2 separate regions of the Homo sapiens genome follow, and region 2 is linked to region 1. A link is an interaction called in ENCODE POLR2A ChIA-PET data of the cell type or tissue named here. Cell type or tissue: Panc1. All regions are shown on one strand.

Region 1 (2,500 bases):
TTTAAATGTTTAAATAATTTCAAGTTTAAAGAAAACTATGTATCATTTTCAGTGCCACAAAGGAAAACAATTTAATGTTAACATTCAATGTCAATAAGGACTCAGGAAAACAGGATGTTTCCCTCCGTGGCTGGGTGTGTAAATTGGAATAAACTTTCAGGAAGGCGATTTGAATACACCGTGACCTAGCATTCCACTTTGAAGACTTTATCCCAAGGAAAAACTCATGGATATTAAAAACAAACAAAACAACTTGGAGGCCGAGGTGGGTGGATCGCTTGAGGCCAGGAGTTCAAGACCAGCCTGCCCAAAATGGCAAAACCCTATCACTACTAAAAGTACAAAAGTTAGCCGGGTGTGGTGGCATGCACCTGTAGTCTCAGCTACTCGGGAGGCTGTGGCAGAAGACTTGCTTGAATCCGGGAAGCAGAGGTTGCAGTGAGCTGAAATCACACCATTGCACTCCAGCCTGAGCGACAGAGCAAGACTCCATCTCAAAAAAAAAAAAAGTTTAGCCACCAGGATTTCCTTGATGTTCTACAGTAGAGAGTTGTGTAAATAAAACATGAATCATCCTTATAATTGAACATTACACAGCTACTTTAAATGCTTAAATAAATATTTAATGACATGGAAATGCTCAAGAAATTTTGTTACATGAAAAAATTAGGTTGCAAAACAGTACGCGTATCAGTCAAGGCTCTTAAGAACTAGATCAGACTGACTAGGTTTGAGTTTCAGAGCTACCAGTTATAGTCATTGGACCTTGGACAAGTAACCTAACCTCCCTGTAACTGTTTTGTCTATAAAATGGGGATAACACCAGTCCGTAACTCATTAGAGTTTTGTAAAAGATTAAATGAGTTAATACACATAAAGTCCTTAGAAATTTGCCCGGCACATAGTAAGCACTACCTAAGAGTCAGTTATTGTTAATATCATTAGTATTTGTTACCTGTGTATGAAGTCAACTTTGAAGCTAATTTAAGAAACAAAGGTGGGAAGAGAACTATCCAGGCAAGAACCATACCCAAAGCCTTCTGCAGAGCTGGTCCATGAAGTCACCACTCCAGCTGCCAAGCACTGACCCCATGGCTTGCACTGCCAAGTCTTTGGGAGCTGGACCCTGCATATTGCCTCAGAACAGCTGTGTCTGCTGCCACTGGGAACCAGATGCAGCTGCTATTGCTGCTGTGGCCCTGGCCAGAGCGGATTCTGCATCATCCCTGATGCTCTGAGTCACCAGCCCCGAACCAAAGTCAACAGAGGATTCATCTGCTTGGCTGCACCAAGTCCCCAAAAGCAGCTAAAGAGGTTGAGAAAAAAACAGCATTGGGTGTTTTTATTCTATAGAAAAGGCAAATTTTGGCCGGACATAGTGGTTCATGCCTGAAATCCTAGCACATTGGGAGGCTGAGGCAGGCTTGAGCTCAGGAGTTCAAGACAGCCTGGGCAACATGGCGAAACTCTAAAATATACAAAAATTATATATTTTACAAAATACAAAAATTGGCTGGGCGCGGTGGCTCATGCCTGTAATCCCAGCACTTTGGGAGGCCAAAGTGGGCAGATCATGAGGTCAAGAGATTGAGACCATCCTGGCCAACATGGTGAAACCTCGTCTCTACTAAAAATACAAAAATTAGCAGGGTGTGGTGGGGCGTGCCTGTAATCCCAGCTACCCAGGAGGCTGAGGCAGGAGAATCGCTCGAACCCAGGAGACGGAGGTTGCAGTGAGCCAAGATCACGGGCCACTTCACTCCAGTGCAGATGACAGTGCGAGACTTGGTCTCAATAAATAAATAAATAAATAAATAAATAAATAAATATTAGCTGGGCGTGCTGATATACACATGTAGTCTCAAGCTACTCAGGAGGCTGAGGTGGGGAATTGCTTGAGCCTGGGAGGTTGAGGCTGCAGTGAACCATGATTGCACCATTGCACACCAGCCTGGGAAACAGAGTGAGACCCTCTCTTTAAAAAAAAAAAAAGAAAGAAAGAAAAGGTAGATTTTACTTTATAAGATGGGGGAGTCAACAAACTTAGAAAGCAAATTTATACATTAGGTAATTTAAAGAAGATAAAGGATCCTTTTTGGTTTTAAAAATACAGATACAACATGAATGTGTATTTTCACTCAAATAAAGAAAGGAGTAAAAGGATACACATCAAACTGTTCATGATTGATTCTGAATTGACCATTATGGCTGATTTGAGTGTTTCATCTTCTGTCTATAACTTTCCAAATCTTTTGTGACATAGAAAAAAACAAGACTGAGCAATATCAGATCTCTATTCTTGAAAGAATTGAGTCTTTCTTAGATATAGCTATGGAATAGAAAGTGGAAGACTAGGTTCAGATGGACATCATTATCTTAGAGCAGGACCTTGCTACTCCAAGTGTAGTCAATGGACCAGAAACATTAGCTTGATACAGAAACATATTAGAAATACAGAATCTCAGGCCCCGTCCCAAATCTAATGAAAGCAAAAAAGGAA
Region 2 (2,500 bases), 78 kb before region 1:
CACAATGCTAACATTCCAAATAGCTTTTTCAGGGGTAACGCTAGATTTTGGTTAAACTATACCCTCTCATTGACTTGTCTCTTTATTCTCAAATCCACCATCCTCACAAGTCCTTTTGGGTCAAATAACTTATAACCCCTTAAAGCTATCTCTTACAGACCCCATCAATTATTAGGTTGGTGCAAAAGTAACTGCAGTTCTTGCCATTACTTTTAAATGATTAGAAACTGCAATTACTTTTGCACCAACCTGACACCTTCTACTAATCCCCACTTACACATTTTTCTTTGATGTGAAGCATTTAGTTACTGGACATTTCTGGTGTGTGTTCTTCTAATGACCTACATTAACTGGATTTGTTATAGAGTGGAAACCTGGAGGTGGCAAGAACTAATTTTACTTGCTCATACGAGTAACTAACACAACCATCAGGAATGCTAAAGCGCTGCTTATGATAACAATTCTCTTAAAAGAGAGTAATCTATAGGCTGGGCGCAGTGGCTCATGCCTGTAATCCCAGCCCTTTGGGAGGCCGAGGCAGGTGGATCACGAGGTAAGGAGATCAAGACCATCCTGGCTAATACAGTGAAGCCCTGTCTCTACAAAAAATACAAAAAAAATTATCTGGTCGTGGTGGCGGGTGCCTGTAGTCCTAGCTACTCAGGAGGCTGAGGCAGGAGAATGGCGTGAACCCAGGAGGCAGAGCTTGCAGTGAGCCGAGATCGCGCCACTGCACCCAGCGTGTGCGACAGAGTGAGACTCCATCTCAAAAAAAAAAAAAAAAAAAAGAGAGTAATGTATCATAAACTTTCCTGTAGTGTGATCATTTTCTGGACTTACCATTAAGTTATAGCTCTCATCAGCATAAAACTGGATACATTTTAAGATACTCCTTGATTTCTAAAAGAGAAAACAGAATGGCATATTAAAAAACCAGGAAAAAAAGAAAAGGAAGCAGTCAAGAAGCAAAACTTCACTATTTCCATCAATGAAAATGTAATGATTAGTGAACTGCAGTAATAATAATGTCAAAATCAAATTGTTCTTATAAAAAAGAGTGCTGGGGCCAAGCACTATGGCTCATGCCTGTAATCCATGTTTTAGGAGCCTGAGGCAGGTGCATCACTTGAGCCCAGGAGTTCAAGGCTGCAGTGAGCTATGATCACACCACTGCACTCCAGCCTCAGCAAGAGAGCAAGACCCTGTCTCTAAAAAAATTAATATTTTTGTAAAAAAAAAAAAAAAAAAAAAGGAGTGCCCGTGAACTAGTTTTTTTACCTTCAGGTCAATGTAATATAATCTCTGTTCTGACATATCCCACTGAGCCCAAACGAAATCCTCAGCTATTCTGTCTCTTGGGAGATGGCCAGAATTTTTAATCACCTAAAAATGCAAAAAAAAAAAAAAAAAAAAAAGTATGAATAACTTTTAAAGGAGAACATATCTGGAATTCATAATTATTTTCCATGTCTATCTTTATGATACATGTAAATATTTCCACAGTTCACTGTTAGAAGCTCCCCACCCCTAGTATACACAGTCTTTCCAGAAATGTTTTAAGACATAATTTCATTGCCTCCTCTTCTTCCCACGTATAATATATGATTTTATTCCTGCTCTTAGTTTAGCAGACAGGCTGAGGCTGTTGAAGACAACACCACACCTCCCACAAATCAATAGCTGCATTAATAGAAGATTCGGAACTTACTGTTCTGTACCTAACTCTCTTAAGTCAAGCCTCTGCAGACAAGAGCCCTCCACTACCAAAGACAGAGGCTGTGATGCCAAGGAAAAACTCAGGCCTGACAGTGGAAAGTAGTAGGCAATGACCCCAATTTGGCCATAAACCAACCATGCAGCTTTGGGCATGCCTCTCACCTTTATGTCTTCCATGATGAGTATGATGATATTGCCCATCTCTCAGCAATACTTAACTACTCATTCTTCAAGACCTGACTTACACATTGTGTTCTACACAAAGCCTTCCCTCACATCCCCAAGATGTAGTATAATCCTCACCTGTTTTCCAATGGTGCATTGGCATGCTGCTTTGACAATTACATTTTAATTAATGCTATAAGCCTCCCCCAGTGAGTACGCACTCTTCTACAACACGTTTCTATTACCAATGCATTGACTGTTTCTAGCATGTAACAGTGCTCAAGGAATGTTTGTTTGGAAGGCGGAAAATGGGCTGGGCACAGTGGCTCATGCCTGTAATCCCAGCACTTTGGGAGGCCGAGGTAGGTGGATTACCTGAGGTCAGGAGTTCAAGACCAGCCTGGCTAACATGGTGAAACCCCATCTCTACTAAAAAAATACAAAAATTAGCCAGGCATGGTGGTGCATGCCTGTAATCCCAGCTAATCAGGAGGCTGAGGCAGGAGAATCGCTTGAATCCAACAGGCGGAGGTTACAGTGAGCCAAGATCCCACCACTGCACTCCAGCCTGGGTGACAGAGCAAGAGTCCATCTCAAAAAAAATAAAAATAAAAAACAA

What was found. ChIA-PET counts read pairs that join two places held together with the same protein. Peaks named below come from ENCODE experiments on the same cell type or tissue, not always from the same donor. Only the 100,000 strongest peaks of a DNase experiment are listed, where the experiment ranks them.
Region 2: POLR2A ChIA-PET joins it to region 1 with 9 read pairs; 5 of 35 experiments call an interaction of 5 or more read pairs at or near these places.

The regions. Positions count from the first base shown.
Region 1 is chr7:77,454,345-77,456,844 of GRCh38, forward strand. No RefSeq gene overlaps it. Among named protein-coding and RNA genes, the nearest start is that of GSAP, 39 kb to the left of the region's middle. In Panc1, no CTCF peak of the experiment used is centred here; DNase peaks (open chromatin) are centred at 977 and 1,237.
Region 2 is chr7:77,376,008-77,378,507 of GRCh38, forward strand. GSAP (gamma-secretase activating protein) reads right to left here. Exons shown (of 31, transcript NM_017439.4): 9 at 1,279-1,383; 10 at 841-900. Among named protein-coding and RNA genes, the nearest start is that of GSAP, 39 kb to the right of the region's middle. In Panc1, no CTCF peak of the experiment used is centred here; no DNase peak of the experiment used is centred here.